2 separate regions of the Mus musculus genome follow, and region 2 is linked to region 1. The links are chromatin loops, found by intact Hi-C in ENCODE. Cell type or tissue: heart. All regions are shown on one strand. Each heading gives the region's core, and the rest is flanking DNA. Links, peaks and the distances in the headings are about the cores only. Region 1 overlaps Mxi1 (MAX interactor 1, dimerization protein). Region 2 overlaps Add3 (adducin 3 (gamma)).

Region 1 (4,386 bases), core at 108-4,107:
CCCTTGTTTCTCTTATATCTTGCTGGGGCCATTTCTAATTTTTAAAAAATTCTTCTCAGACTGCCGTAAACTTGGGGAGAGAAATGAAAACCCAAGGTCCCTCTCAGCCTGTGGCTGCGAGCATGGGTGCAGGCCACCAAGTCCCCACTCACACTCCTCTAGGGATAGGGACACTGTGATTTCAATCTCCTCTGTGGGATTATATCATCCCCTTCTGCATACAGAGCCAGGGCGGTGTGCTCTGGTGTTGGCATTAGAGAGAAAACAGATGCAGATGTATAGGATTAGCCCAGAGTCTGAGCCCCTCCATTCCTGCTCCCTAATGCCCACCTCCCCACCCCCACCGCCGCCATCCTCTCCCTACCTGTTGGCAGTGCTGGTGTTGCTGCTTCCACTGCTGTGTTTCTGTGCCCGGCTCAACCTCCGTGGGGGCTTCGAGTGCTGTAGCCGGGGGCTCGGCATGGAGGGGAACGATGAGGCGTAGCCATGTTCACACTCTAAAAACCGTAAGAGAAGAAAAAGGTTTAAGAAGAATATACATACCCAAATGCACAGACCCACAGATCCAAAGTTCTTGTCCTGACACTTTTTTTTTCCTCAAAGTAGAAAAGGTAAAATGTGCCTAAGCTCTGGTTAGAAGATAAAATCCTGCTGTTTAGCCATCCCTTTAATCCCAGCACCCAGGAGGCTGAGATGAGATCCCAAGTCCAGGGCCAGCCTGAGTTACGTGTGGCAAGACCCTACCCTAAGGGGAAAAAAAATCCATTCACTGTCTGAACATTAATCTGGTGACATACCCCAGACCCAGCCCACTGCCAAGAGAGTATATTGAAAGTCTTCTAAAGCAAATTTCTCCTTCCTCTCCAAATCCCTTTCCTCCAAGAATTCTTTAAGGCTCATTTTTTTCTTACATGTACATAAGTGTTCAGAAGTATATATGTGCACCAGATGTATGCATGCTTTCTGGGAAGCCAGAAGAAACACCAGTTACCCCCACCCATTCACTCCAAAAGATTTCACGTGCCTTAAAAACAAAACAAACCAAGCCAGCCAGGTGGTGGTGGTGGTGCACGCCTTTGATCCCTGCACTCCGAGGCAGAGGCAGTCAATCTCTGAGTTCGAATCCAGCCTAGTCTACAGACTGTCCTAAGTTTCGGACAGTCAAGACTACACAGAGAAACCTTGTACCGAAAACCAAAACCAACCAACCAAAACAAACAGAAAACCCTTGGTTTAACTACAGTCACCTCTTCGGTGCCTCTGTAGCCTCCACACTTTTGCGTGCCCCAACTCTTCCGATCACAACTTCTCGGGAAGGACCTCCTCTCTCCTGACAGAAACATTTAGGCTCTTCACGCTCCAATACCTTCCTCAGTCTCCCTATTCCTCCACCCACCTCCACCTCCACCTCCACCTCCAAGGCAATCCCATCTCACTGCACTTCGGACGCTCACAATAGCACTGTGCCCCTCCCGCAGCTCTTCGGCGGGCATCACTCCCACCCTACTCCTCCCCCGGCTCGCACAGGCTCCGCCTCCTGCACCCACACCTCCCCAGCGCCCACCCCCTTCAGTCTCCAGTGCAGTCTCAAGTTGCAAGAGCTCTTGGTCCAGCGCCCTCCGCCCTCTCCTCCGGTCCGCTTAGCAGCCGCCCCTGCGCGACTCGAGAGTCCTTCCCTTGCAGCCCAGAGCCACGCACGGGTCCTCCCCTAAGGCCCCCTCTCCTCTGCCTAAGCTCTCGCCCACACCTCATGCATGCACACACACACGCACGCACACACACGCGCGCACACACTCACACACACGCCTGCCCTCGCTCGCGAGCTTCTTGCTCGCCTCCTCTCCGGAACTCACCTGCACTCCTGAGCAAGAACCCCCACCGTCCCGACGCACCCACCTCTCCAACCGCGCGCGGACTTCCACGCGCGTGCACCCCACACGCACGCACATTTCTCCCCACGCGCGCGCGTGCTCCTCTTGCCGCGCGCGGGGACGCGCTTCACCCTCACCGGTGCACGCACTTCCAACACCACACGCGCGCACCTCCCCTCGCCAGCCGCGCCAGTCACGCCGCTCTCCACGCGCGGAGCCCGAGGCGGCGGTCGAAGCGACGGCGTCCAGCCGTTACCTCGCTCCCTGCGCTCCAAAAACTCCGCGGCCTCCAGCAGGCGCTGCACGTTGATCATCCGCACCCGCTCCATGGGCTCCGCGCTCCCGCCCCCGGCCGACAGGAGGCGCCACAGACGGCTACAGTCCCACGACGACTCCGGACATGTGCGGCGGGCGGGCGGGCCAGCTCGGCCCCGGCTCGGCGCGCTCTCCGCCGCCCTAGCCGTGCCCGCCGCGCCCGCCGCGCCGCCTGCAGCCCGCGCGCGGTTTGTTTACTTCTCCGCGCGAGCACGGGGGAGGGACCGGAGCAGCGGCAAGACCCGCCCCGCCCGCCCCTTCCGCTGCCCCCTGGGAAATGTAGTCCCGCCCCCCCACCCCCCCGCCAGTGCACGTCGGGTGCCGAGGGACATGGGCCGCCTCAGTACGCCTGCGCATGGTGGACTCCGCGATGGCCTCCGGGAGATGTAGTCTTTCCTTGGCTTTCCTTTCCTGGTTCCAAGGATGGGGAGACTAAAAATTTACATGACTTTGCTTCTGAGGAAAAGACTTGGGTCTGCTCCCAAGGACACTCATTTCTTAAATGACGCTCAGGGCCTAAAGTCCTCTCTCTATTGCTTTCTTGTGGAACTTCAATGCCTCGGTTCTCTCACCCTCTAAAAGAGGAGAAAGTAACAACTACAAAGGGCAGGGCCACAGAAGTAAATAAATAAATAAATAAATAAATAAAATCGGAGAAAGTAACAACTACAAAGGGCAGGGCCACAGAAGCAAATAAATAAATAAATAAATAAATAAATAAATAAATAAATAAATAAAATCGCTGTTCAAAAACATGAGATCACTTAATGAGAGCCAGAGAGTACATCCATTCGGTCCTTCTTTCCCTCAGTCTTGACACTGACAAAAGGTTTTTCTAGTCCCTTCTTCTTTTTGAACTGATTCTTCCCCCACTATACCATTAGTGTTTTTAGACTGAAAACCTGTTCTAACGATACAAGGAAAGGACATAAAGATTTTGTTCTGGATTCATACTGACTTCAGTTCAAACCGGAGCTCTGGCTATGTGGACTCCAAGCTTCTTTTCCCCTCCTATATAAGATGGATTTATCTCTTCCACGTATGCATCATGGTAAGGCCAGACACGTGCCAGGCACTGAACCAGACTTGTTCCCAGGAAACACATATTCAGTAAGCTTTATTGTGAAGTCTAACTGAAATAATCTCATCGCTGAGGGTTGCTCCTCCCAGGCTCCTCTCCTGAAGTGTAACTGACATCAGGGACAGTAACTAGCAGGAAGCACACTAAAAAGCAGCCACTTACTGCCCTCAGTCACCACCCTCTTCCTATGCCCCGCTTCAAACGGATGTCTTAACCTTGGCACTAGCGATGCTTTGGACCCGATGGTTCTGTCCTGTACATTGTTGGATGCTCAGCAGCGCCCCTACCCCCCACCCACTAGATGCCAGTCTCGCACCACCACCCTGGGGCATGACAACCAAAATACCTCCAGATATTGCCACACATCCCCTGGGGCACAAAAGCACCGCTGGCTGAGAACTTTCTGGGGGAAAGCAAACACAAGATGGCTGGAGGCGCTGCCTGTCCAGGGAGCAAACTGGGAGCTGTGGAAAGTAGCCACAGTCTGCCTCACTCTGATCCTGTTGATCTGCTGGGGGATGTCCAAAGTGACAGAGCTCTTGGTGAGGAGACAATGTCCCCTTCCTGTGGTCATGTTATTGGCGAATGAAGTTATCTCCAGTGAGGTCACAGGCTACGAAATTCTGCCAGCCCTTTTAAATACTGCAGTTGGCACAACATTTAAGAAATGGATGTTCGTCAAATTCAGGGAGACCCAAAAGAAGAAGTAAGTATTCACAGGCCACAGTAGGGGTGGGGGACTTTTCTAGGCTTTTTAGCTGTTGGCTAGGCCATATGGGTTTTCCCATTATGTACTGGTAACAACCACCGCCATCCCAGCAAAGGACGTTACTAGATAGAGGTAGAAAGAAGTTTGGTCTCTTCACTTTTCCCCACTTTTCTATCATTCACTCTGCCAAGTGTGGTGGCTGCCAGCACTCAGGAGGCACATATAGGCAGTTTTCTATGAGTTTTGGTCTCTATGGTGAGTTCCAGGACAGCCAGGATTACATTGAAAGATCCTGTCCCAGAAAACAAAAACAAAAAACCTTCACTCAGAACACCTGTTATAGCTGAAAATAAAACCTAGGAGGTCAAGAGCCCGGTGTGTTGGTGCAAGCCTTTCATTCCAGCACTCTC
Region 2 (4,386 bases), core at 111-4,110, 140 kb after region 1:
AAATCTTTTAAAATAATTTTCAGTATTAAATTTATTATAAACAATAACTATTTAATTGGTTTTGAACAAATACCACTTTCTGCACATATGCATTCAGAGGCTCAAGTTAGTTTTTCATTCTGTAATCATACAATTAAATAAGTCTCTCTGATTAAAATATCAGAGAGATATTTTAAAAGCATGTTTTTTTATGTTGCCATGAATTATTTACATATAATGTAAAACAAACAACAGAAAAGGTTTTGAGAGAAACCCAGGAAAATGTTTAATGATCAATGTCTTATTACCCTCCACAACTGTTATACCCTCATATTGGAAGGACAAATCACTACGGAATACTGGACATCTTACTATTCTGAGAGGTGGCCTGGAACCCCCTCTTTAAGGACCTTATGGAGGGGGATATTCACTACCTTAGCCTTTCTGGGATTATGAGGTCACCCCTGACATGAAACGGTAACCATTCCAACCCTCCTTTCATAGTGCAGGCCCCTGGTTAGTTACTGCCCACCATCTGTGTAATCGTGAGTCACTTGCTACCAACCTCTGTCCCTTATCACATCACCCAGGACTGCACAGCCCAAGGTGCCAGCTTTTATTACTTACTAGAAGAATCTTCTCTTAATACTTTTGGATTCACACTGTTGGAAATGTTTGTTTCCAAGTCAAAATTCACTTTCACAGCTGCAAAGGAAATGACGGGAGAAGAAAAAAGCAGCCAATATATATCAGCAATTAATTCCATCCACAGCTGCCCAGCTGTTTGTGCGTGGAAAATCAGTCTGTTTCCTTTTGGGGCTTTCAACGACTGAAAACTGATACTGACCATCCAGAGGCATGAGCTGCCTGTGATGTGTCGGGAATGTGCCTAGGATCCCAGTCAGGAGACAAAATGAAATCCAGACTCTGTTTTCTTGGGGCTTGTCATTATTATTTCATAGTTTTAAAAACTCAAAAATACCCCAATCACAGAGAGAAGAAATACATTTTAAGAATTCTCATTTCTGGGTGTTACCCTTCCAACAGAGAGGAAAATCCGGCAGTGGCATCAGATTTAGTGACAAGAATAGACACACTGATCTACTGGCATAGACAAGGTGTGACATTCTTAGGAACCCACATGGCCCATAGTTAAATAAGGTTAATACTTACTTGCATACACACAGACACACACACAGACAGACAGACAGACACACACACACACACACACACACACACACTCCTAAACGTCCAATGTAAAAGCTCTCAGGAAATGGTACTTATACCACAATCACGCAGTAAAGCAAGTTTTTCTAGTTAGTTCAGACATTATTTGACATGCACATATATCTGTCATTTCAAAGATTAACATATTTACAGATCCAATCTTCTAGGGTAATGGTCAAGGAGTGGGACTTTCTTTCCTTCCGCTCATCAGCTTTGTGAATTTTAGTGAAAGCATCTTGAATGCCAGAGGGCTTAACAACCACAGTGTGGGATCATACAACTCAAAAGGGAGCCTACACTCAGGGTTGGAGAGATGGCTCAGTGTGTAAGAGGACCGGCTGGTCTTTCAGAGGACCTGGGTTCAATTCCCAGCACCCACATGGCAGTCCACAACTGTCCGTAACTCCAAGACCTAACACTCACACAGCCACACATGCAGGCAACCAGTAACACACATAAGACAAAAGTTCAAAAGAAAAGAAGCCTATGCCCTCTCTCTGCCCTTCAACTCTCACTTTATCTTAAAGGTTTGTCATTTAAATCTTGTAACATACCATTGCTATATTATATTTTCATGTATAAAATAAATTAATTTTCAGTAGATAAAATGGCTATGACTAGTTATTATGAAAGTTAAAAGAAAAAGAGGCATAAAAACTAAAATATATTTTAGTTTTATTGTTGTTTTTGCTTTTTTTTGTTTTGTTTGTTTTAATGAAATGAGAACCCTGCTCTCTGACTGAATCTTAATCAAGGGCACTCACCTTTCTGTTGTTTACCACTCCAGGTCAGCTCGTAAGAGTTCAGGTATGCCCAACCCGGTACCCTCTCAAACATAATATACATGGGGCATTCATTCTGCCCCTGCAACCTGACCAGGGTCTGGTACCAGAACTCAAGCCAGCGTAATAAAGACATTGCCTCAACTCAAGTCCTGAAGCCTGGAGCTTTGTTTGTTAAATGAATGCACTTTAAATATGTGGTAGACTGAAAATAGAATACACTATCAAAAATAGGCCTTTTTCCTTCCCAGTAAATGTCATCTAATTGAAAACATACAGGGAGAAAGAGAATTATCTTTGCTCATGTGACATTACCTCTAGAAGTATGGTATAACCATTAGCGAAAACCTTTGTCTGGCAAGATCCAGCTCTGTGGGACGCTCAGCCTAGCTTACAATACCCAGGGGAAGGAACTCCCCCACCTACAAGATGGCTAAGGAGAGCTGGATCTGCGTAAGCTGCTTATCAGACTAAACTGTGACAGGCTATGGGCTGGCCTAACAGTAACAAGACTCTTCATGAAGGCCTTTGATAGGAAATCTAGAAATGTGTTTCCAGTAATTAGCTTACTATAATTTTTAATTTTATATCTATTACTTTGTTTTTATGTGTATGTGTTTGTATGTGTGTATGTACACATGTGTGCAGGTGCCTGTGGAGGACAGGTTTCTAAATCTCCTGAGCTGGAGTTACGAATGGTTGCCGTCAGCAGACTGGAACAGCCCAATCTGGTTGCTGGGAACCAAACTGAGGTCTTCTGGAAGAGCAGGACATGCTCTTAACTGTTGAGCCATATTCTAATTATATCTTTGCTATTTCATTGTAAAAACTAACTAAGGTGGAACACTCAGCGAGAAGGCCAGGTGCCAGCAGAAGATGAGACGTCAGAAGACAGCAGGGTGTAGTGACAGGCCTGGCACAGAAATGAGAACACAGGATGCCATCAGAGGAGTGCCACCAAAACAAGGGAGACTGTTGTGTGCCTCACATACAACCCTACAGCAGAGACTGGAACCAGAGAGGTTAAGCAAGCAGGGCTGTGCCACCAGTGGAATTGGATAAAAAAATCAGGCTGTGGGTAGGTGAGAGGTTTCTGCGGTGGAGGGCTTGGTATCCAGCCTCATGACTTGGGTTTGATTCCTAGGGCCCCAGGGCAGAAGGAGAGAACCAACTTCTACAAGTTACTCTCTGATCTTTGAAACCACCCCATAAAACCTGTAGTAGTAGTAGTAGTAATAGTAATAATAATAATAATAATATGGTAATAATAAATCATAGGCCATTTTTACAATAGGCCTATTTTATATTTAGACTCTTGATTAAAGAAAGCTCAGTTTGGGGGACAAACTGTACAAGAGACTTAGCTAAGGGAGTAAAATTCAAAAGGTACCCCAAGCCAACGTCTGATAGCGGTGAGCTCCAGGCAGGGGTCAGCTTCACAGAGCCGTCTTCGGTCAGTGGCTCCAGTCAGAGATGCTTCTGAACGGTGGGGGTGGGGGTGGGCGTGGGGGTGGGGGTGGGGGTGGGCGTGGGGGTGGGGGTGGGCTCAGGAGAAGCTTTGACTTTTCTCAGGGTTTCTGCTTCTCAAGAGGGGCCATACCACAAGGCAACCCTTGGTAACTTAGAAGACAAGTTACCCCTCTGAGCTTGTGAGTTAAAACTCCTGTCTGATAAAACCTCTGCTACATCCTCTAATTTCCCATCTGGGGAAGACAAAGGTTTTACTTACTCATCCTGTGAAGATGGGTTGCAAAGGACAGCAGCCACTCTACAGTGAGAAGCCTCAAGCTTCACCGCCCTCTGCTCACGTCCAGCATGGCACTCCTTACGTCTATTCACGCCTCTCCACTCACTGGCATATCTGATGCTGAGCAACTTGAAGGCAGGGCCACTTAGCACAAATACTCTGGATGCTACTGATGCCCTTTGCTTCTGTAATGCTCTGGTAGACTACTAATTGTTAAAAGAGAGAATCCAGGATTCAAAAGTAGGCAGGACATAATGACATGAACACCTTTAGTCAAGCACTTAGGAGGAAGAGGTAGGTTGATTCTGTGAGTTAGACAGCCTGGTCTATGTAGCACGTTTCAGGTCAGCCAGAGCTACACAATAAAATCCTGTCTCAAGACAAAACAAACACAAACCACTCAGAGGCTTTAAAATGTAGCAATTCTAAAAGAGGAAGTTAAGGATGAATGAAAGATGATCAATGTTTAAAATAGGCCATTTTTTCTGGACCATAACAAAACAAGCCTACCAAGGTAGACAGCAATATTTTGCAAATTATTAATTGTAGAGATTAGCTGTCATCCCCATTTTCAGACAAAAGTTAGACTAGTAAGATTGTACTATATCGCCAAGGTTGCCAAACCTGAGGTGCAACAACAAAGCAGGTTTT

What was found. Peaks named below come from ENCODE experiments on the same cell type or tissue, not always from the same donor. Only the 100,000 strongest peaks of a DNase experiment are listed, where the experiment ranks them.
Region 2: it touches region 1 in a loop (2.0-fold over the local background); 4 of 42 quality-filtered maps call a loop at or near these places.

Annotation. Positions count from the first base shown.
Region 1 is chr19:53,327,462-53,331,847 of GRCm38, reverse strand. Mxi1 (MAX interactor 1, dimerization protein) reads right to left here. Exons shown (of 6, transcript NM_001008542.3): 2 at 365-497. Among named protein-coding and RNA genes, the nearest start is that of Gm30541, 2.8 kb to the right of the region's middle. In heart, for the core only: CTCF peaks have their summits at 2,206 and 3,496; DNase peaks (open chromatin) are centred at 1,667, 2,357 and 3,667; H3K4me3 peaks cover 1,784 bases; H3K27ac peaks cover 2,150 bases.
Region 2 is chr19:53,188,443-53,192,828 of GRCm38, reverse strand. The region is part of intron 1 of Add3 (adducin 3 (gamma)); the gene reads right to left. Among named protein-coding and RNA genes, the nearest start is that of Gm52402, 18 kb to the left of the region's middle. In heart, for the core only: no CTCF peak of the experiment used is centred there; DNase peaks (open chromatin) are centred at 658, 2,398 and 2,888; H3K27ac peaks cover 2,747 bases.